Linked DNA regions of Mus musculus: all the other regions are linked to region 1. The links are chromatin loops, found by intact Hi-C in ENCODE. Cell type or tissue: left cerebral cortex. All regions are shown on one strand.

Region 1 (8,000 bases):
GTCGCAAGGGCTACTCTAGGCAAGTCATCCCGGCAGCTACATCCTACCTCAGAGAGAGTTTTGTGGAATTTGCATGGCCCAGGTCAGGAGAGCGGCACAAAGGGCCAGTATGCTTCTAGAATCCAGGATCATGTGACAGAAAAACAGGCCGAGCAAGGCGCTAACAGTCCCCAGGGTTCAGGGGCCACTGGTGTCACAAGGCTGAAGAAGACACGCACATGACCCTCTGAAAGCACAGAGCCTCTAGTCCAACCATCCTGCTGTACAACTTACCCGGTACGGAGTAAGGTAGACGGTGCCTTTCTTGGTCCCTTTGAAGGCCTCTGGCACATTCTTCATGTCGTTGAAGGTAAGCTCCACATGATCATAGGACATTAGGATGCTGTGAAGAAAACAAAAATACAGTGGCCAGATGACATGCTGTCAGTTATTCTAGACGGGACAGAGTCATTCAGAAGAGTGTCTCCACGGGAGCTATGACGAAACCATCAACACAGCCCAATGGAGAGGAACAAGCCTGGTCTATGAATCTCCCCACATTCTATGTCTACAGCCCCACGTGATCAAGAAGACAACCACCTTCACCTCTGCAGCTGCATCGCATCACCTGGGTTTACACTTTAGTGCGCTCTCAAGTCCTGTGAGTGGGGTTCTGTCTGGGGGTGTTTTGGGGGCAGGGTTTCTTATAGCTCAGGCTGGTCAAAACTTGCTAAGTTCCCTCCTGCTTCCACCTCCCAAGCTGTTGGTTTCCTGAGGTGCTAGGGCGGAGCCTTGGGCGTGTGCTGGTTATGAGGGCACTCCACCAACTCAGTCCCAGCCAGAGCTCTTTTGTCAGTGTTTGTAAAAGCTAATCTACGCCGGGTTGTGATGGCCCAACTTTAATCTCTGCACTCAAGGAGGCAGTGGTGTGTGGATCTGTGAGTTCGAGGCCAGTCTGGTCTATAGAGTAAGTGCCAGGATAGCCAAAGCTACACAGAAAAATGGTCTCAAAACAAACAAATAAATACAAGCCTAATATGTAAATAGCTCCAGGCTCATCCCCAGCATCAATCAATCAATCAATGTATGTATGTATATATGTATGTATGTAAAAGATATGATTCTATATTTGCTTTGGACCCCCTGATGCTGGAGTTACATGTGGTTGTGAGCTGTTCCATATGGATGCTGGGAACTAAACCTGGGTTCTCTGGGAGAACAGGAAGTATTTCTAACTGCTAAACCAGCTCTCCAGCCCCTAGTCCAAGCTTCTCTAGCTGCAGCAGCAGAAAACTTCTGCACATAAAGCCCTTAAGATAGGGGCGCGAGTGCGTGTGTGTCTTTGTGTGTGTATGTACTCAATTCTCTGGGAAGAGTTCACAACTTTTCTTTTTCTTTTTTCTTTTGGAGACAGGGTTTCTCTGTGTAGCTCTGGCTGTCCTGGAACTCACTCTGTAGACCAAGCTGGCCTTGAACGCACAGAGATCTGCCTGCCTCTGCCTCTTGAATGCTGGGACCAAAGGCATGCACCACCACCTCCCGGCAAGTTCACAGCTCTTATCTCTATCAGTGGTTTGTGAATTAAAGATTAATGTTTACAAGTTTAAATTCCAAAGTTTGAGCATCATACTTAAACTTCAATTATTGCTGACACATTTGTTTCAGAAGTGTGGCTCAAGTTATTCCTTAGAACCCTACTGGTAGCAATGAGCTATGAACCAGGTGCTGAGGCCCAGGAGGGTAGATACCACCTAGGTAAGACTCAGTTTAAGAGACAAAAAATTCCCAGTATGGTAGCACATGCCTTTAACCCCAGCACTCAGGAGGCAGAGGTAGGTGAATCTCTGTAAGTTCAAGGCCAGCCTGGACTACCTAGTGAGTCCTGGACAGCCAGGGCTCTATTACACAAAAAACACTGTCTTGGAAAAACAAACAAAAAGGAATCACTCCCAAATAATGAAACTAAAGAGCCCTGGTGAATTCCTTGCACTTAAAAGCCTGAGGTAGGAGGACTGCCTCAAATTCAAGGCCAACCTGGGCTACAGGAATGAAACCATACCTCAAAAACCAGAGAGACTGGTAGAAGTGGGGACAGTCATTAGATGGCATCAGAGTACTTGGCTCAGCCAAAGAACTGGACAAAGTATACCAGAAAACAATGTAAGGTTTCTCAGATTACAAGATAAAAAGGTTTGAGTTCGTATGGTTCCATTCAGCTGTCTCCTCCTGTCCCAAATATCCTTTCTTGGTGCAATAAAAGAGGGGCAGCTCAGGTTAAAGAAGTGGTCACCAGGCACATGTGCTGGCCAGCCCCTTCCCAAGACCTACGCACACGAGGTCAGCAGAACCTGGCCTTGTCACTGCCACCTTCTCCTCTGAGTCAGCTTCCCAGGTGACAAGTCCCAAGATGGGTGCCTGTCTACACTGGGTGTGGGCTCTGACCTCCATCATGTCTCTCTTGGCTCTCAAGTTAATCCAAGCCCGGATAGTGCAAGTCAGGAGAGTCAGAATTCCAAGGAACAAGAAACAAGAGGAACAGAGAAGCCCAGCAGTTCAAGGAGGGGAGAGAAAAAAAGAATCTTAAAGTTGGGAGACCTTTGTTCGGGGAACTGACACAAGCCATTAAGAATTCAAGAGAACCAGGCAAGAGACAAGCCTTTATAAGGGTCACCGGGTTAAGTAGTTGACAGACATTTAGTTCCACCACCTCTAGGGCCTCAGCCTTTCTTTTGGAACTTGAGAAGTTCTGGAATATACGAGAAAACTGTACAGGAGTAGTTAAGCCTATTGACTTTGGGGCCAAGTTACCTTCCTTCAATTCCCCTTCTGTTACTCACAGCACAATGGTCTAAGTTATTTTAACCTCATTAGGCGTCACTTGCCCTACCTGTAAAATGTGTCTAATAGTTTCTGCGGCACAGGATTATGTATTACCTAAGGTAGAGCTGACGCAGCATAGTAAAGACGTAGTGAACGCCTAATAAATAGCAACTATGTTTTAAGACTTCGTTTGGGAAGGGGTTCAAGAAATCACCCGTGGGCCTCACTCGGCTTCCCAAACAAACCCTGACACCATTCTCTGGCCCCACCCCCACCCATCACCCCAGCTGATCAGCACTCCGGCCCTCCCCAACGACCCACCCACTCCCTCCAGCCCCGCCTCCGGCCGTTACCACCCCTTTCTCCCTCTTTCCTCCCCCCCCACGCCCCCCCCCCCACAGCGCTCCATCAATTTCCTTCTCCACCATATCCCACCGCCCACCACACACAGTGGCCGACACCCGCCCTTCAAGTCTCCAGGATCCTTCCGCCGTGTTTTCACCTCTCAGTGTTGTTGACGATCACTCCGCCGCCCTCTGAGTGATTCTTGTTGAGCGCCATAGTCTCTCCCACTGGGGTCCCGAGACTCGCAACGCTCTGCGCTTGCGCTGGTCTTTGGCCCGCCTCTAGTGGCGTCGTTCGTATTACAGTCAGCCAATCATAGTTCCTGCGCGCAGGCTGACCAACCACCTGATCTGGACTGTCACGTGGGGAGAGTTTACTCCCGCTCTCCCTCCCCCAAGTTGCACCTGCATCACAAACAAGCAGCCAACTACAATTCCCAGCAGGCAGTGGTCCGGCAACCGCGGCCTCGCCCTGCGTTTAGTGACGAGTGCATTCTGGAATTTGTAGTCTTTTTTTATATTATAGGCCAGGCTAGAGATTATATTTACAAGACTACTTAAACATTTGTACGCCTCTCTCATCCTAGCTTCCTCATGTTAAGCAAACTCAATCGAAGAAATGTAACTTAAATTTGATGATCTGGTGTATGGTACATTTAAACATTACGTAACCAGCCGTCTTCATTTCCGCAACTGTCATGAGTAGTTCGCGCTTACATTTGGGTATTCATTGCAAACTTACAGAGCAGTGCGAGATGCAGTCCCTTCTACAGTGGACTGGCAAAGCCCGAAAAAAATAAAATACGCCACTTTAATCGACCCAGATCCAGATCCCGGACCCAGAGTCGGACTGTGAACTTCTGGGGACTGAGCGGTCCGCTCCCCACCCTCTTCCCCGCCCAGCACCTGCCGCCTGCCGCCTCGCGATGGCGCTGCTTCCTGCTCTGATCTAGCGGATCCCGCTGCAGAAGTTAAACAGCAGGGTTTAAACAGGACCTAGAATAATTGAGTGGACTGACAAAGCACATGACCAACCGCCAGGTAGGACTTTGAAAATACCACTGACTCGTTTCTGCTAGTGGGTGTCTCCCCACTGCGCTGTAGTGAATCTAAACTCCACCTCTGAGTTGTATCTTTCGCAGGGCTGTCGAGGGTTGGGAGAACTCTTCAGTTTCTGGGTGGCATCTTAGCGTACCTACCCTTAACCTTAAGACACCAGTGTTTGGTTTGAAGCAGACAGCATGGTGCCCTACATCCTGGAACATTGCCACAGATTTGAGGCCAGTTTGGGCTGCATAATGATTTCCAGACCAGCCTCAGCTGCAGAGTAAAACAGTTCTGGGAAATGGCAGGTACATTATTAACTCACAGTGCAAGAGACCCTTCTGTTCGCTTTGGGGTTGTTTGTCTGTTTGTTTGTTTGTTTGTTTGTTTGTTTGTTTTTCTAGGTGCACACTAATAAAAGTCAAATGGCTACAGATTTTTGTTTGTTTGGTTTTTGAGAAAGAGTCCTGAGATTACAGGTGTGTACCACCGAGCCTGGGTTTACAAAGTTATGATGATCAGTTGAGTCCAGTATTCATGCACATCACGAAAAGCACTGTTCTAAGCTGGACTATGTCCCTAGCCAGCCCAGCAGTTTTTAAAGAGCATAGTCCAAGATGGGTATTAGTAATGACGCAATCAGGGATCAGAGGTGAGAGGACGGCTGGGGGTTTGAGCCCTGGCTCCTTGTTTGTGTATTCAATTCCAAACCGTCCAGCGACTCTGTCCCACAAAGATAAAACAGCAACAAATCCAGTAAAAGAAAATCCATAGCCACATCTGGTGGCACACGCCTTTAGTCCCAGCACCCGAATCAGGTGTTCACAATGGACAATGGTCTGTAACTCCACTCCAGGCAGTCTGGTATCTTGTTCTGGCTTCTTTGGGTACCTACATTCACACACACACACACACACACACACACACACACACACACACACACACATACACACGCAAATAAGAAGAAGAAGAGAAAAAGAGGGAAATCCTTTCCCGGAACCTGAGGATCTTTCCTGACACTCAGAGTGTTGCTAACAGGACGGGTGCAGAGTTCATCTCAGGACCCGAGTCTCTGAGAGGGAACACGTTTCTAGGCTCTGATAACACCTCTCGGTGGTTGAGACTCACTGAAGTCACTGGTTTTTTTCCTCTTAACCTGATTGTTATGTTGGGCAGACAACTTACGAACAGCCTTGTTTGGGCCAGTTTCCAACCACTTGACTCCATAAAGCCAAAAGCCTGCTTCCTTGAGCGAATTGTTGGATTGGCCTGGCCAGACTGGTGTTTCCTGATCAACACTTCTGTTCTCTGTAGATAGGAATATTTACGGGTAGGTTAGCACAGGTATCTTTGCTTTATCTCAGCTTCCTCTTTTTTTAAGGATTTATTTATTTATTTATTTTATATGAGTACAGTGTAGCTGTCTTCATGCACACCAGAAGAGGGCATCAGATCCCATTACAGATGGTTATGAGCCACCATGTGGTTGTTAGGAATTGAATTTAGGAAGAGCAGTCAGTGCTCTTAACCGCTGAGACATCTCTCCAGCCCTCAACTTTTTTATTTTTTTATTTTTGTTTTTGTTTTTTTGTTTTTTTGTTTTTGTTTTTTTCGAGACAGGGTTTCTGTGTGTAGCCCCGGCTGTCCTGGAACTCACTCTGTAGACCAGGCTGGCCTCGAACTCAGAGATCTGCCTGCCTCTGCCTCCCAAGTGCTGGGATTAAAGGCGTGCGCCACCACGCCTGGCTTCCTCAACTTATTTCTTAAGAATGTTTTTAATTAGTTATTTTTCTTTTCTTTTCTTTTCTTTTCTTTTTTTTTTTTAACTTCCTTGTTTGTTTTGTTGGTTTGATTTTTTTGAGAGAAGGTTTCTCTGTGCTCTAGCTCATTCTGGAACTTGCCCTGGAACTCCTTCTGTAGACCAGGCAGGCCTCAAACTCGCAGAGATCCGACTGCCTCTGCCTCCAGGGTGCTGGGATTAAAGGCATGTGCCACCATGCCTGGCCTGCTTTTTTTCTGTTGTTTTGTTTTGTTTAGTTTGTTTGAGACAGGATCTTGTTATGTAGCCCTGGCCAGCCTGGAACTCACCTTCTAGACCAGGCTGGTCTTGAACTCACAAACATCTGTCTACCTCTGTTATGCCCCGATCCCGTGGGAAACCGAGGAGAGCTCAGGAAGTGGGCATGAGTCCGATGCAAGTGGGCATGAAAGTCTTGTTATTGAAATGAGTCTTGACTCGGATCTCAAACCCCTACAGAGTAGGTTCGGAGTGCAACCCCCAGCTCAGGTGTTTTAGCACTTACACACAGAGCAGTTAGAAATTCTTTGAATGCTTAGGGTGAAGGGGAGGGAAGGTGGGTCAGGTAAGTCATAACTCAGACAAGATACCATTTGGTGGGGTAGAATTGCAAGGCTGGGAGGGGGATTAAAGATTGTCCTTTGTGGAGCTATTAGGAACTAATTTTATGTCTAGCCATAACTATCTGTGATCTCTGATTACCTCTTTTCTAAGATTTAAGCGTTCATCCCTAACCTCTCTTCTTCAAGGATAGGCACCAACTGCACCTGGTTATCTAGGAGAGTGCTGGCCTTGGTGCCACAGAAAGTGAGTTTTTTTTTTTTTTTTAAAGATTTATTTATTTATGTATTATATGTAAGTACACTGTAGCTGTCCTTAGATACTCCAGAAGAGGGCATCAGATTTCGTTACGGGTGGTTATCAGCCACCATGTGGTTGCTGGGATTTGAACTCGGGACCTTCGGAAGAGCAGTCGGCGCTCTTAACCACTGAGCCATCTCACCAGCCCCCAGAAAGTGAGTTTTTGTCATTTGTCTCTGAGCAGCTAGGGAGGTGGAATGGACCCCCTCCCCAAGTTTGCTGCAAGGGGGAGGGGGAGCAGGGCTTCTGAGGGGCAATGCAGAGGCAAACTGCAGAAGCAAGCCTTACTGAGCTTGCTGTGGGGAAAAGCCTAGGGGAAGGGGGACTTCTGCAGGAGAGTGCAGAAGTAAGCTGTCTGTGCACCTCACCTCTGCCTCCTGAGAGCTAGGGCTAAGGTGCATGTGTCCTGTCCTGCTCTGCCTTCTTCTCCCATTTGTTTTTAGTCTCCTTGTTGGTTGTTTGCTTTGCTTTTGTTTTTAACCTTTCATTGGTCCTTTGTGGATTTCACATCCTGCATCCAGCTCCTACTCACCCTCCCTGTCTCTTCACTCCTGCCCTCCCCCTTGAAACCTTCCACCCCCAAAAGAAAAAAAAAATCTCCACAGAAGAGGATGCCCACAGTCAACTATTGGATGGATCACAGGGCCCCCAATGGAGGAGCTAGAGAAAGTATCCAAGGAGCTAAAGAGATCTGCAACCCTGTAGGTGCAACATTATGAACTAACCAGTACCCCAGAGCTCTTGACTCTAGCTGCATATGTATCAGAAGATGGCCTAGTCGGCCATCACTTGAAAGAGAGGCCCATTGGACTTGCAAACTTTATATGCCCCAGTACAGGGGAACGCCAGGGCCAAAAAATGGGAACGGGTGGGTAGGGGAGTTGGGAGGGGAGGGTGTGGGGGACTTTTGGGATAGCATTGGAAATGTAATTGAGGAAAATACGTAATAAAAAAATATAAAAAAAAAAGAAAAAAAATCTCATGTGGAAGCTGTAGTGTGTCACAGTGCTCCACAGGATACCCTTTTGTCCACACTTTTTTTCCTTGCAAATGTTCATTGGTCTGGGTCAAGGCCTACTGCTACGCTCTCAGTACTGGAGCTTCAATGGGACACTTCTCGGATATTCTGGGGATGAAGCAGCTTTGAACTCTGC
Region 2 (8,000 bases), 64 kb before region 1:
TTTATTTATTTATTTATTTATATGTAAGTACACTGTAGCTGTCTTCAGACACCCCAGAAGAGGGTGTCAGATCTCATCTCGGATGGTTGTGAACCACCATGTGGTTGCTGGGAATTGAACTCAGGACCTTTGGAAGAGCAGTCAGTGCTCTTAACCGCTAAGCCATCTCTCCAGCCCTATGTTCCTCCTTCTGCCCCTCTACCTGGTTCCAGATCTTCAGGCTCAAGTCTGGATGCCTGCCACCAGGCAAAAATGTGTTTTCAAGATCTCTAGGAAGTGAAAAGGCAGACAGCTGGCTAAGGGCATGGTTTGCTCTTCACTGGCCACTCCTGGACGTGTCCTGCCTCTGGTACCTCACTTCTTGGCCAGCCACTGGCCAACCAGTTTGAGTGCCTGAGGACAAGAGTGGAGTCAAGCAAACCTTGACTGGATGGCCTAGCTTGTGAACCTTTTGAAGGCAACATCTGCACTCCAAAGTGGTAGGCCAGAAACCAGGCTCACCCAGTCTTCCTCTCCATCTCTCATCAGTTACTGGTAGACACTGAGGCCATATTCCTAGTTAAGATTTAAAGGAAGGGCTGGAGAGCGGTTAAAAACACTGACTGCTCTTCCTGAGGTCCTGAGTTAAATTCCCAGCAACCACATGGTGGCTCACAACCATCTGTAATGGGCATCTGATGCCTTCTCCTGCTGTGTTTTATTTATGAAACAAAATATGCCTGCTAGTGGGACCAGAAAAAAAAAAGAGCACTGACTGCTCATCCTAAGGTCCTGAGTTCAATTTCTAGTAATCACATGGTAGCTCACAACCATCTAAATGGGCATCTGATGCCTTTTTTTTTTTTTCAAAGATTTATTTATAATGTGTGAGTACACTGTAGCTGTTTTCAGACACCCCAGAAGAGGGTGTCAGACCTTTTACAGATGGTTGTGAGCCACCGTGTGGTTGCTGAGATTTGAACTCAAGAGCTCTGGAAGAGCAGTCAGTGCTCTTACCTGCTGAGCCATCTGTCCAGCCTCTGATGCCCTCTTCTGGTGTGTTTGAAGACAGCAGCCAATATAAACCATTGAAGCCAGTTTTGTTTTTTTTTTTTTTTTTGGTTTGGACATTTGTCCTTACACCAAAAGCTCACTTCTACTGATTTGCCAGATATAGGCAGTTAACTTTTTATTTTATTTTATTTTATTTTGGTTTTTCAAGAGAGACAGGGTTTCCCTGTATAGCCCTGGCTGTCCTGGAACTCACTTTGTAGACCAGGCTGGCCTTGAACTCAGAAATCCACCTGCCTCTGCTTCCCAAGTGCTGGGATTAAAGGTGTGGGCACCACTGCAGGCTTCAGTCCACCTCTTTACTGAAAGTGCTGCGGGGGAGACCATACTACACACACAGGAACAAAGCTTCCCTCAGCATTTTGTGAGGTTAAAAAAAAAAAGAAAACAAAAAAAAAAAACTCATCAACTTTCCCTTTCATTAGATCCCAGTCCAAGGACAACTGTCTAGGACCAAAGACAACCATGCTTAGGCCCTGTCTAAGCCTAAGTTGCAGTTTAGTTACCTTCAGACTTTCCAATAACCAACATGCTCCAAGCCACAGACTTGGTTACTATAGGTAGCAACTCAACAAGCCAGTCGCTCAGGGCTGCCTCAGACTTTACTCAGCCCAACATAAAACAATGTGGTCAGAACTGTTTTCATTGTACTAGACTATGCTACTGCCCCTTCTAATTAATACCATGTCCATTGAGGTACATACTTATCCAAAGGGACCTAAAGTTCTAGGTGTGGCAGTACACACCTTGTAACTTCTCCTCAGGAGACTGAGAAGGGTAAGCCAGTCTGGGATACATGCAAACTCTTACACTTCTTTAGCTACTAAAGCTTCACTAGAATGCCTTGCTGAATAGACTCGGGTCCATTTTTATATTTATGCACACTAGCACTCCTTAGCAATGTGACTTATCAATGAGTCGCCAAATACACAGAGAAGTAGGAAGACTCGTAGTTAGAAGGGGCTCAACGATTATTCAACTATATGTAAAGAAAAAAATCCGTACTGGTTAGAGGCAGATGGATCTTGAGTTTGAAGCCAACCTGCTGCTCTACAGTGGGAGTTGTGGCCAAGGCTACAGAGAAACTGTTTCCCCAGGAAAAAAACTCCAAACTTACTAGTTTATTTGTAAGGCCTATTAGAAAGATCCAAAACAGCAAACTTAAAATTTCAAATATTCTAAAACCATGGGAACAAACATGTATTGTAGTTATTAAGCCCACCCATGAACCACAAGCAGATTTTGTCAGACTCATGAATTGTGTCAGCAAATACTTGCATTTTTAGAGTGTATTGGATGTTCAAATGCTTTCTGTACTTTAGCCTTTTCTACCAAGCAAATAGCTGAATCTAGGAATCTCGATTCCATATGTATTAAAAGCTTTGTATATTCAATTTAGGTTTGACACTTAGTTGAATAAACAAGTTTATTTGTAAATTTAGTCAACATACATAATTGACCTAAAAACTTCAATAGGATACTTTTAAAAACCACTTGAAGGCCATCTCTATAAAAGGGATTTTGCCAGTATAGTAACCAGGTGTAACCTAACCCATCTTCATTGGCAGAGGTCCAAGAAGTTGAAGCTGTGTTCTTACTCCCATGTTTATAAACTCTACAAGGAAAAACAAACCTTGTACAGTTTTCCCCCTTAAAGATTAAAAAGAAACGAAACCGAACTCAATCTAGGCCTAAGACCAAACACAATGAAAAGCTGCACTAACTAGATTAGTAATAGATGATGCTGGTGTGAATAGCTTGTTATTTTACTCTAGAGCCCTTATAAATAAAATCCCCGTTAGTGTTGTGTTACCAGCCAGAGGGTCAGGGGTTAGTGAACATGTGGTAGAATGAGGACTTATGCAAGGTTTAATACGCATAGCATTTTTCTACTGTTAAAAACAAATGCAGTCTAGTCAGGAAATACCAACTGGACTAAATTACACACACCTTAATGACAAGACTCCCCACCACTTGTGAATGTAAAACATTTAATTTAAAAATGTTGAACACTACAATATATAAAATAGCTATTATAAATGCACATAGTGTATTCTATAGCTGCCAGGTTTACTTTTTTTTTTTTAAAGGAAACTGTTACACTGTGGCTAAAACTTGTATCTTCAACCTTTGAAAAAGCCCACATTCTATCACAGTGATGTATGGTTAAACACTTGGATCAAGTCATAACCAGTTTTATTGCAAAAGGACCCTGTACACATTTATCAATTCTAGTACCTTAATAGCTACCCAACAAGTCATTAACATACAGAAACATGCATCATGAAAAGCAAGAAGTATCACCCATCCCTTCTGCGTATTAGCAACTTGTCACTCCTGAGCCACAGTGCTCACATCACTGAGGTCTGTGAACAGTCAGTCACTCTTCCCATTCATCCTGAGTGAAAGATGGAATGACTTAAGTACAAATGCAACATATTATAAACAATTTCTTACAAAAAAAGTCACAAATTAAACCAAAGTATTTTACAGAATTTACTACAAAATGCCATAAAAACCGCTTCAACTTAAGCTCTCTCCCCCCGTATCCGGCGAGCCAACTGGATGTCTTTGGGCATGATGGTGACTCTCTTGGCGTGGATGGCACACAGATTGGTATCTTCAAACAACCCCACCAGGTATGCTTCGCTAGCCTCCTGTTGAGGACAAGAGCAACAGCATTAACACTCCTACTGGAGCAATCAAGCCGCCGCCCCGAGTGCCACCAAGCCTTTTGTCCCTTTACCTGAAGGGCACCGATGGCTGCACTTTGAAACCTCAAGTCGGTTTTGAAATCCTGGGCGATCTCCCTCACCAATCTCTGGAATGGCAGCTTCCGGATGAGCAGCTCAGTCGATTTCTGGTAACGACGGATCTCTCTCAGAGCCACGGTCCCTGGCCTGCAGTCACCAGAAGAAGGAAGGCGTCAACGGTCAGGGAGAAGGGAGAGAGCGCCCGCCCGCAAGCCGGCGGCCAAGTCATTGTTCCCAGCCCTCTGCCTACCTGTAGCGGTGAGGCTTCTTCACCCCGCCGGTAGAGGGCGCGCTTTTCCGAGCCGCCTTGGTGGCCAGCTGTTTGCGGGGGGCTTTCCCACCGGTGGACTTCCTAGCGGTCTGCTTGGTTCGGGCCATTTTTTTTCACCTGCGAGACAAGCGACGTTCAAGGCCAGGTCACCGGGCTCCGGCTGCCAGGCGCCCCTCCTCGCCGCAGCAGATGGCGGCCGCCGCCTCCTCCCCCTCCCCTAATGACTCAGGCTGCGCCGGGCTGCGGCCTCCCCCGGGAGGGGGAGCGCGGGGAGGAGCAACTTCCCGCTCCACGGGCGGCCGGAAACACCGCGGCGGGACCTGTGAGTCACCACCGGGAAGCAGACAGGACGGAGGTGGCGGAACGCGACCGAACTCGACCTCCCGGGCTGCCTCACCGACCAGACCGTCGGCTGCCAGCGACCGCGGTCCTAAAAGCCAGGGAGGCTCCGGCCGCCGGCAGAGCCGCGAACTCACCCAAAGCCGAGTCTGGGGCCCTTGCTGAGACCGAGGCGACGCTGGAAGCGCTCGAACAAGAGCCGCAATCGGCGAGCAGAACGGGCAGATACTCCACCAACGAACGACCAAACCGCTCTGCGCTCCAAGCCCCCCGACGCCTCCATATTTATAGAGACGCTGCACGCTGCGTCAGTGCGTCACAGAACCCTGATTTGCATACACCAACGACTTTTTCGATTGGCGGGAGCTTTCGCCGACGCGCTGACATCTCCCGACACAAAGGCCGTACTTCGGGGCCGTTTCCTGATTGGCCGGTGTTCAGGCCACTGATTGGCTGTTACAATTGCTTCAGGATTGGCTGGATGCAAAGAGGAACAGACGAATCAGAGTTTAGCACTAGGGAGCTCTTCTGATTGGATAAAATGGAGCTATGTTTGGATCCTTCTCTTGGTTCCAAAGCTCTACAATAGAAAGTCAATGCAAATGAATTGCACTAGTCTCCTGGAATTTAAGAAAGTTGGGTCGGCAAGAGTCTACGACTTTTTTGCATCAAGAGACCATTTTAGAGAGATTTTGCGTAAATATAATAATAGTAATTATTACTATTATTTTAATGTAGGATGAAATTATTCCCTGAATAATTTACTTTCTGTAATTTTCATCGTTTAATATAGTATGAGAAATGTAATCCAGTCAGTCATCTTACAGCATATAGTGTTTTGTGCACTGTAAATGCATACACATTCTAAAGCATAAAGCAATTGTTTGATGGGGAAGGGTAATAGACACAAAGAATCAAAATTCAAAAAAATTATTTCCGAGTTGGGTGGTGCTGCAGGCCTTTAATCTCAGCTTTTAGGAAGCTCAAAGGCAAGCAGATTTCTGTGAACATGAGGCCAGCCTGATCCACAGGGGGTGGGGGGTTCCAGGCCAAGCAGACCTACCTACAGAGATCTTGTCTTTTATAAATCCTGGTTTGTTTGTTTTTTCTCCAGGACTACATAAACCAAGCTCCAGGTGCATGAAGGTAATATCAGAGATGGAATCAGGATCCAAAATTCAAGGTCATTCACAGCTACTTAAGTCAAGGCCAGTCTAGGATATATAAAACAGTTTCAAGAAAACAAAAAACAACAAAAGGGGACTGTTCCTTGCATCCTAGCGCTCTGGAGGCAGGCAAAGCCATGTGAGTTTAAAGGCAGGACCACACCAGCAAAAGCTACCCAGGGAGACCGTGTCTCAAAACAAAACAACAAATACCTATTTTTGCATGTTTAATTCAGGCCATCACAAAATATTTTATTTCAATGTACTTAGAGTTAATAAGAAGTTGTCAGGCATGCTGGCACACACATTTCTTTAATCCCAGCAACCTGGAGACAGAGGCAGGTGGCTTTGAGGCCAACCTGGTCTACATAGAAATTACAGAATAGCCAGAGCTACTTAGTGAGTCTCTGTCTTAAAAACCAACCAAAGGGGGCTGGTGAGATGGCTCAGTGGGTAAGAGCACCCGACGGCTCTTCCAAAGGTCTGGAGTTCAAATCCCAGCAACCACATGGTGGCTCAAAACCATCCTAACGAGATCTGACTCCCTCTTCTGGAGTGTCTGAAGACAGCTACAGTGTACTTACATATAATAAATAAATAAATCTTTAAAAAAAAAAAAAAAAAAAAAAAAACCAACCAAAGAAGTAGTAATTACCTGCTTGTATATTTCTTGAACTATTTAATTCGACTGCATGAAATAAATACACCGGAAGAGTAACAACCTCAAGAGGGTGTCATGTCCATAAGGAGAAGATAATATAAAAAATGGGTGTCCTTGTGTAATATTTGGTAATTATTACTTATGTCAAAAACCTGACAGATTTTAGAAAGATGTCTGAATGTTTTGCCTGGTTGGTGCCCGTGGGAGTTAGAATAGGGTACTGGATTTACGGTTGGTTGTGAGCCACCATGTGGATGCTGAAAATTGAATCCAGGTCCTCTGCTAAAGCAACAAGTGCTCTTAATTGCTGAGCTATGTCTCCAGCATTATAAAAATACCACTTTTGGGGACAGGGATTGCGGTTGCAAGTTTGAGTTTGAGGCCAGCTTAGTCTACAGAACAAGTTCCAGGACATCCAGGGTTACATAGAGAAACCCTGTAAAATCCCAGTCTTTATCTTGTTTAATGAATTATCAGTATAATGAAATATTCAAATATAAGACAACAAAGCAAGTCTAAGTGTTACCAGTCAAAGCCCAGAAAAGTGAGACCTACTGCCTGCAAGTCCCCATCTTCCTGCCTTGGTGCCTCCAGAGTGCTGGGATTTCAGATGTGTCAGTGAGGACATGTGCCTACTCCTTTCCCTTTGAGACAGGGGTCTCACTCTGTAGCCCAGGCTACCCTGAAAATCACTATGTATTCCAGTATATCTTGATCTTGTGACTATCCTCCTGCCTCATTCTTCCAAAGGATGAGATTGTGAGATCTCCCACACTTGGCTCTGGAGTCCTCTTAACAAGTACCATACAGCTTTAATTATTAGACCTAAGCTGTTACTGTTTTTGGAGATAGGTTTTCATGTAGCTGAGGCTGACACATCTATCTATCTATCTATCTATCCATCCATCCATCCATCCATCCATCCATCTCAGGGATCTGAGTGCTGTGGTTAAAGCCCTGTGCTAACACACCTTTCCTTCCTTCCTTCTTTCTTCCTTTCTTCTTTAAAAAAAAAAAAGATTTATTTATTTATTTATTTAGAGACAGGGTTTCTCTGTATAGCCCTGGCTGTCCTGGAATTCACTTTGTAGACCAGGCTGGTCTCAAAATCAGAAATCTGCCTGCCTTTGCCTCCCAAGTGCTGGGATTAAAGGCCCGGTTTTCTTCCTTCCTTCCTTTCTTTCTTTCTCTCTCTCTTTCTTTCTTTCTTTCTTTCTTTCTTTCTTTCTTTCTTTCTTTCTTTCTTTCTTTCTTCTCTCTTCTCTCTTCCTCCAACTCCCCCCTCTTCTTTTCTTCTTCACCACCATGGTGGCTGGACTCACAGTGCCCCATCTGCCTCTGGGGTTAAAGTAGCACACTGCTATGCCTGGCTTCCACACTCATGTTCTTGTGTTTTGAGAGATGGTCTTATTAAGTAGTCCAGGATGGACTTCAACTTGTGGAAATCCTCCTGTCTCTGCTTTAGTGCTAGGATCACATGCATGTGTGGAAAAAAATTACCGACTTATTTTTCCCTGGCTTTTATTGTCAAAGGAAATCTAAAGCCTGCCCCAGGAGAGAATAAGATGTAGATGTAATTAATTCATTCATCTAAGAGAGACTAAAGAAGCCAATCCCTCTCTTATTTAATAGTTATAGGGTTTTTTGTTTTTTGTTTTTTTTGTTTTTCCTTTGTCCTGAATTGATCGATGGGAGGGAAAGCTGCAAAGGAAATGGGGAGGAGCTGAAAGTACAGTCAGATCAACACAAGACAAATAAGC
Region 3 (8,000 bases), 51 kb after region 1:
GCCTTTTAGAGGAACCAGAGCTGAAACACGCCACCCTGCCCAGAGCCACGAGTTCTTGGCTCAGGGGAGGGAGAAGCGGGAGGCCAGAGGCCAGTGACCCCCATACACCTACCCAAGTTGATGAATAGCAGTGTCCACAAGGAATCCTTGTCTGCCTCATAGGTCACCTCTGGGGCCCGGGAAGCCTAACAGGGAGAGATCAAGGCAGTGCTCACCCTCGCCAGGGTGCAGTTTCTCTGTAGAGGGCTGGAGCGTGCAGGGGTCCTGGAGAAAGGAGTGTGCACCCCAGCTCAAACCAGGACCCCTGAGAGCTCCTCACAAGTGACAGGGAGAGAGATGTCTGTAAAGCCTGCCGAGCTGCTGTCCTGAGAGCTGAACTATAAAGGCCATGTGCCAAGAGGCATGGTCAGGGAGGTCACGACAGTGGCACCGATGGCTCTTCTCTGTCCTGTTTCTGAAACGTTCATGGTCGTGATTTCTAGGCAGTCACAGACAGTAACAAAACTTCAAACCTAGACCCTGTGAAGCCGCCATGATAGCTGTGCCCATGTATTCACAAAGCTGGGAGACAGGCACGGGAGCAGTACCTCGGTCGGAGTCACTTCATTGCCATGATACACCGGGATCAGGTCCTCTTCTCCCACGGCGTAAGCCACGTGTAGAGGGACCCAGGGCACAAAAGTGGCACCGTGGAACAGGTCTCGGTAGAGGCCATAGTACTCAGCCAGACGCTGCTTGTGGTAGGGCCCACACGTCCTCTCCCACTCTGCCCGCACTGCCTCCAGTGGGATGCTAGCTGGGGGGGGAACAGCATCGTTTGGATACAGTGTGGAGAGGGTGCGCCGGGGTCCCCTCCTCTGGGAGGCTCACCCGTGCGGAGGCGGGCTGCCCGTTCTTCTTCCACATTGGCACGAAGTTCCCGCAGAAAGTGCTTCCGCTCCAGTAGCTTTTGGGTCCGACTGACTCTGGGTGGGGGTAGCCCAATGTCAATTTTGTCTTTGGGATCTAGAGAAGTAAGACATGTTGGGATAAGCAGAGCCCAATCTTCTCTTTAAATTTGAGTCCTTAAGTGTGTGTGTGGTTGTAAATGTCCGTGTGTGTGTAAGCAAGAGATTGAAGTGTTTTGCTCCAACGCCCTTCATTCCACACTGACCCCCAACACCCCAATCAAGGTAGCCCTGGCTGTCCTGGAACTCACTCTGTAGACCAGGCTGGCCTCGAACTCAGAGTTCTGCCTGCTTCTGCATCCCAAGTGCTGGGATTAAAGGTGTGTGTGTGTATGGGAGCTGGAGAGATGGCTCAGCAGTTAAGAGCACTGACTGCTCTTCCAGAGGTCCTGAGTTCAATTCCCAGCAACCACATGGTGGCTCACAACCATCTATAATGGGATTCGATGCCCTCTTCTGGTGTGTCTGAAGAGAGCAACAGTGGACTCATACATAAAATAAATACATAAATATTAAAAAATATTGTGTGTGTGCCACCATGGCTGGCCCTCAGTGTTAGCTTTTTCCCCTGAGACAGGGTCTCTCATTGAAGCTGTAACTTGATTTTTTAGACCGGCTGGCCAGTGTGCTCCAAAGATCTGCGTGTTAGGCCACCCCTTGTGGGACAAGTGGAAGCGTGTCACAGACAAAAACTGGGAATGTTGTATGGATTTAGGAGCCCCGGTGTTCTCATATCTGAGACCGCAGGCGTTTCATCTGCTCCTGACCTGGTTCCTTGAGTACGTGACCACGACACCTCACATGGGGATGGTGACCACTAGTCACACAGCACGGAACAGTTCTCCATGATAATCTGGATGGGCTGGCCCCAAGGATTTAGCCAATGAACCTTCCTGGACATTCCTTCCTGTTTAGTCTCTGGTCTACCCTGAGTAAGTTGTATGCATCCACTGTCACCACCAATGAACAGTATGGACAAGCAAGGACTGTCTCTCTCATCAAGAAGCCTTAGTCATATGGAGATGCCCCACCTAAGTCTCCCACAGAAGGCCCTGCAGCGCTCCAGGACACTCACCCCTCAGCTAAGCAGGACACCCTCCCCCCCAGCTCATCACAGGCCCTGCATGCATTTCCTCAGCCTGCCTCATTTCTCACCCAGGTTGGGGAACTTAGGCTACGTTGGTAACCTAACACCTCCCATCTTGTCTGCCTGAGCAGAGTTCACAACTCCAGTGTTGAAACGGAACTGGGAACCACAACCCCTAGCACTGGGGTTTGAAGCAGACACTGTGCCTGGCTTCTGTGTGGATGTGGGAGAGCCTCACTCGGGTCTTCACGCTCTGAGGGTGGGGTGAGTACAGCAGACACTTTTCCTCACTGGACCAACACCCCGGCCCCAAATCAAACATCATTGTTGAGCAGCCTGACTTTATCTAGTTCTGTCCCCCTGATACTCCAGGAAAGGATGAAACACTTGACCCACTAAGCTGACCTATGCAGTCTGCTTCCCGGAACTGAACAGGGCTCAGCCATACAGCAAATGAGATATAAAGTAAAACTCTGGCATCTGGACCCCAGACTGGGTCCCAGCGTGGGAAACTGAGGCAGATGGGTTTCCTAACTGGTTATCAGAATCACCTTTCAAATGACTCAAAGGTAGCTGGGCTATGGAGGTTTGGTCTGTTGCTGTGTATTGCAATGCTAAATACTGGCTCTGGTTGCCCCCAGGGAGAAGGGATTCTCAGGTAGACCCTAGACACAAGTGATGCTATGTAACCTTGCCCCCAAAGTTATCCCTGATTGGTGAATAACGATGCCTACAGCTGAGCAGAAGGGAGCTAGGTGGGATTTTGGTTCCCAGGCTGGGTGTCTGAGGTGGGGACTAAGAGGGAGGGAGAGAGAGAAAGTGGACACAGAAGATGCCATGGGGTTAGGGACCATGAAAACTGGCCATGAGGGCAGTCCAGCTGGAGGAAGTGTCATATCTCGGGGTTACTGGCAGAGAAGTAGACATAACAGTATTGAGTAGATATGTGCCCAGCTCTAGTGCTTTAAGGCTTTGTGACTTGTATCTAGGAGTTGAATGATCAAAGGTGAGTAGAAACCCCTGACTGAGATTAAATAATTATAACACTGGGCAGTGATGGCACACACTTTTAATCCCAGCACCCAGGATGCAGAGGTGGGCAGATCTCTGAGTTCAAGGGCAGCGTGGTCTGTATGAGTTCCAGGACAGGCAGGGCTACACAGAGAAACCCTGTCTTAAAACAACAACAAAGAAAGAAAGAAAGAAAAACAAGGAAAGAAAAACATGATTCAAAGGTGGTTATGAACACAACACACACCTAAGTCTTTTTTTTTGTTTTGTTTTTTTTTTTGTTTTTTCGAGACAGGGTTTCTCTGTTTAGCCCTGGCTGTCCTGAAATTCACTTTGTAGACCAGGCTGCACACTTAAGTCTTGGGTAGAGTTAGTAATAGTTTTAGGCAGATTTAAGGAGATGGGGCACCAGCTGGTGGCAAATGCTTTTAATTCCAAAACTTGGGAGGCAGAGAGAGGCAGGTGGATTTGTGGGTTGAGGCCAGCCTGGTCTATATAGTGAGGCCCTAATCTCTAGCCAGGCCTTGGTGGTTCCCAGCTGCACTCTCAGTTAACTGGGAGGCGGAACAAGGCAGTCCTCCATCATCCTCGTTACACAGTGAGTTCAAGGCCACCCTGGGCTAATAAGACCCTATCTCAAACAACAAAAACCAAAAAGCCAAATAATGCATCTTTTTGTTTTGTTTTCTTTTCCTTTTTTGTTAATTTTTTCTGTTTTTTGCTTTGTCTTCATTTTCTTTCGTTTTCAAACAATGCATCTTTACTACCCCATACTACCACCTCCATCCCCAAGACAGGGTTTTTCCGTGTGCTCTGACTGTCTTGAAACTCACGGTGTAGATTAGGCTAGCCCCTAAGTCAAGAGCTCCGTTTTCCTCTGCCTCCTAAACGCTGCGATTAAGTGCGTGGGCCTCCACCATCCGGCTGAGTCTCAGTTTTACAGACAGATTAAGCTATGCGTATATCACTTGGACGTTTGCTTAAATTCAGAACTACACGTCTGAGGGGCACGCAGGTCCTTCTCGTTCCGGGGGCCCACGGGGACCAAACTGGGGGAGAATACGTCGCTCCCGCACCTGTCTCCTTCACGAAATGCTCCCGGTAGGTCCGCCACCAGTGCGGGGCGCGCGCCTCCTGCTCCGCCCGGCGGCGGTACCGCTCGAAGCTCCGGTACTTCTCCAGCCGCTCCAGGTTGCTCACGTCGATGTCCTCGTTGGGCATGGGCCCGAGCGGGGGTGTCCGGCGGCTGAGGAAGGCTGCGGGCACAGACAGGGACGTCACGCAGGCTTAGGACCGCGACCGGAGCTACAGAGGCCCAAGAGCTCCACGACCTCACACCACTCACCCGAGGTGCTGAAGCCCCGGCATCTCCCAATTCCGAAAAACGCCGCACGCCACCAGGGCGCCGCCATCTTTCCCCCAGGTCGCCAAAGACGCCCGTAGGACCCAGACAGAGGTGGCCGGAGAGAAGCCTGCGCGTCCGGCGGGAGGCTCCGCCTCCATAGCCCCGCCCCGTGGGAGACCCCGCCCCCCGCCCCGCCCCGCCCCGCCCCGCGGTCTCAAGCTCCTGACGTAATGCTGAAAGTCCTGGGACCTTCCCATTGGCGCAAAGTCTAAGAGAGGTCTGATAGTGCGGGCCCGGAAGATGCCTGTTGGATCGCGCGGGGCTGAGAGCTGCCACTAGGAGGCAGCACAAAGGTACAGCTTCAAGAACAACTATGGGTTTTGACCCCAGGGATCTCACTCACCTTCCTCTGGCCCTGACACAGGGATTGATAGAGGAGGATTCTGGAGTCAGACTTGGGAATAAAACAGGTAATAATAGTGCTCGCTTCGCAGGATTTGCACCTTGGTGCATCTGTTCTCTCTTGATCATCTCCAATTCACAGTTCTAGTGCTCTCTACCGCTTTTTGACCCAGCCTCAGCCCTTCTGCCCTGGAACTCAAGTTTCCAGTATAGCAAAGCTCTACTCCTTCAGCTTCTCCCCAGATCACAAGGTGTCTGCTGTTGTTGTCTTCTCCTTCTGTGACCTGCCGGCCCCGAAGTGCTCTCTCAAGGAAGTCCTGACATCCCCAATCCAGGCCAATGACTGCTAGTTTTTTTGCTAACAGAAGTCTGACCCTTGAACTCACAGTGAAATGCAGTGAGGTCTCGATATCCAGCAGAAATGGCCACAGCTTAAATTCCACAGCACCCAGGCAGCTAAGCCTCTCACCATCACTTCTAATTCCTCCAATAGTGAGCAGCTGCTGTCTGACAAGTGTTGGAGTTCACAGGTCAGGACACCACAGCCTTGCCTTGAGGAGTTGATGGGTACTGAAGGGTTCTTGCTGAGTGTGAGGGGAACTGAACACTTGCAGGGTGTTCATATGGTCTCACTTGCTGTTTTATCCTTTTGTTTCTGAACCCTCTTATATGAGTCTCTCCAGCTCCTCTCTCTGCCCTTGTACTGCTGAAGAGTCATGGTGTCTCCACGAGTGGGTGGAGACTGCTCAGCTAGGTAGCCTGTTCTTCGTTCTGATTCTCCCTGTCTGGGAAGCTCTGAAGAGAGGATCTTGTTTGTATTTCAACTGTTTGAGAGACCTAACAAGGATTCACACATATCCAGCCTGGAAGCAATGGCTCTAACAATATTAATTTTAAATGAGCTAGGTTTTTGCTATATACCCCTGCCTACTTGGCAGTTATTTTGTAGCCTTGAACTCACGACAGTCATTTTTATTTTCTTGTATATTACATCCCAAACCCCAGTTTCCCCTCCCTCCTCTCCTGATTTCCCTGCCTTGGTCCACTCCTCTTCCTCTTACCATGGCCTCCCAAATGCTGAGATTACAGGCGTGTGGTGATACCACACTGCCTCACGTCAGAGATTTGAATTCTTCTTCACATCTTCCTGACACATGTCAAGGTCCCTGGGAGCACTTCCAGTGCCCCTCATGCCACCAGGTGCAGTTCTGCCCTCTGCTCCTTCCCCAGCAGGCAGTCTTCTGACACACTCACTCTTGCCCCCTCTCATCTAGATTGTTACTCACAGCCTCAAATTGGTGTTTGAGACAGGGTTCTCTGTGTAGCTTGGCTGTCCTGGAACTCACTCTGTAGAGCAGGCTGGCCTTGAATCCTGAGGTTTGCCTGCCCCTGTTGCCTGAGTGCTGGGATTAAAGGCATACATGACCACTGCCCAGCATCACTTTTATTTATATTTTTATGAGACAGTATCTTTCAGTGTGTCGCAGACTCTCCTAATTCTCAAGCCTACAGCCTCCGGAGTGCTGGGATCACACCTGTCACTAGCACAGCCAGCCTCCTGAGTGCGGGATCACACCCGTCACTAGCACAGCCAGCCTCCCGAGTGCTGGATCACACCTGTCACTAGCACAGCCAGCCTCCCGAGTGCTGGATCACACCTGTCACTAGCACAGCCAGCCTCCCGAGTGCTGGGATCACACCTGTCACTAGCACAGCCAGCCTCCTGAGTGCGGGATCACACCCGTCACTAGCACAGCTAGCCTCCCGAGTGCTGGATCACTGCTGTCACTAGCACAGCCAGCCTCCCGAGTGCTGGATCACACCTGTCACTAGCACAGCCAGCCTCCCGAGTGCTGGGATCACACCTGTCACTAGCACAGCCAGCCTCCGGAGTGCGGGATCACACCCGTCACTAGCACAGCCAGCCTCCCGAGTGCTGGATCACACCTGTCACTAGCACAGCCTGCCTCCCGAGTGCTGGATCACACCTGTCACTAGCACAGCCAGCCTCCCGAGTGCTGGGATAACACCTGTCACTAGCACAGCCAGCCTCCTGAGTGCGGGATCACACCCGTCACTAGCACAGCTAGCCTTCCGAGTGCTGGATCACTGCTGTCACTAGCACAGCCAGCCTCCCGAGTGCTGGATCACACCTGTCACTAGCACAGCCAGCCTCCCGAGTGCTGGGATCACTGCTGTCACTAGCACAGCCAGCTAAGCTCACACTCTTCCTAAGCTCGCTTCACTACTCAGGAAGACCAAGGTTTTGGGGAGTCTCTTTGCATTGCCTGTCATCCCATGTGCTGGAAGTCACCCCCTTTCCCTTTGGGAGATGGCAGAAATGCAAGGTGGCCCCATAATGCCAGCTGATCCTTTCGACCCACGATTCTCCATTCAGGGTTAACTTGGGACTGCTTATGTGTTAGGAGGACTGAGTCCCAGCGGGTACCATGCCTGCCTTGTATATCACATTCTCCCCTGTGGGGCATCAAGGAGATGTGGTTGAGCCTGCGACTTGGCCTGGGCACAACTCAAACCCTGGCCCTGCTACTTGTCACTCCGTGCAGGGTTTTTGCAATCCCTGAAGCTCTCTTTCCACCCTTGAGACAGGAATGGAAAATTAACTTCTCCAGGTGTCCCGAAGGTGCCAGAGAAAAGGGTGTAAGATGGCCACTTCAATAGGTCAGCTTTCTCCAGAGGTGGCTGCCTGTTCTGTGGTTTGTTTTCCAGCAAATAACAGGAGCAGTAAGCAAACATTGTATTCTGTTTTGTTTTGAGGCAAGCTTTCTCTACATAGCCCTGGCTGTCCTAGAACTCACTGTGTTGACCAGGCTGGCCTCAAACTCAGAGATCCACCTGCCTCTGCCTCCCAAGTGCTGGGTTTAAAGGTGAGCGCCACCTCTCATTCCGCAGTCCAGGTTGATGGTTTGGAACTTCCTGTAGCTCAAACTTGTCTTGAACTCTGGCAATCTCATTCCCTCAGACTCCTGAGTGCGAGATTACACATGAGAGCCACCACATCTGGCCAGGACAATCGTTTTCTAATCATTAAGGACACATTACAGGGGGCACTGACATAGGAACATAGCAGAATGGAGGCAGGGGCAACTCAGGGAAAGACATTTACCTCCACCGGTACAGCCCCAGGTTTGATGCAAATCCAAAACAGAAGTCGAAACAATACAACAGTTTAATGGGTCGGATAGCA

What was found. Hi-C counts contacts between places; a loop is a spot of excess contacts. Peaks named below come from ENCODE experiments on the same cell type or tissue, not always from the same donor. Only the 100,000 strongest peaks of a DNase experiment are listed, where the experiment ranks them.
Region 2: a loop joins it to region 1, with 6 times the contacts of the local background. A loop is called at or near these places in 19 of 42 quality-filtered maps.
Region 3: a loop joins it to region 1, with 4 times the contacts of the local background. A loop is called at or near these places in 23 of 42 quality-filtered maps.

The regions. Positions count from the first base shown.
Region 1 is chr11:116,083,566-116,091,565 of GRCm38, forward strand. It overlaps Wbp2 (WW domain binding protein 2), which reads right to left and starts at 3,430. Exons shown (of 8, transcript NM_016852.3): 1 at 3,302-3,430; 2 at 274-382. The coding sequence starts at 3,360. In left cerebral cortex, CTCF peaks have their summits at 3,426, 4,057 and 5,620 (motif pointing right); DNase peaks (open chromatin) are centred at 3,512 and 4,012; H3K4me3 peaks cover 2,341 bases; H3K27ac peaks cover 2,034 bases.
Region 2 is chr11:116,019,829-116,027,828 of GRCm38, forward strand. H3f3b (H3.3 histone B) reads right to left here and starts at 4,676. Exons shown (of 4, transcript NM_008211.3): 1 at 4,551-4,676; 2 at 4,054-4,191; 3 at 3,797-3,950; 4 at 2,133-3,707. The coding sequence starts at 4,181. The coding sequence ends at 3,579. In left cerebral cortex, CTCF peaks have their summits at 1,003 (motif pointing left) and 4,076 (motif pointing right); DNase peaks (open chromatin) are centred at 928, 3,777, 4,338 and 4,820; H3K4me3 peaks cover 2,370 bases; H3K27ac peaks cover 2,068 bases.
Region 3 is chr11:116,134,321-116,142,320 of GRCm38, forward strand. It overlaps Mrpl38 (mitochondrial ribosomal protein L38), which reads right to left and starts at 4,548. Exons shown (of 9, transcript NM_024177.3): 1 at 4,391-4,548; 2 at 4,122-4,301; 3 at 871-1,005; 4 at 588-796; 5 at 113-185. The coding sequence starts at 4,457. Fbf1 (Fas (TNFRSF6) binding factor 1) reads right to left here. Exons shown (of 31, transcript NM_172571.3): 31 at 7,965-8,000. In left cerebral cortex, CTCF peaks have their summits at 4,182 and 4,713 (motif pointing right); DNase peaks (open chromatin) are centred at 4,262 and 4,551; H3K4me3 peaks cover 1,310 bases; H3K27ac peaks cover 978 bases.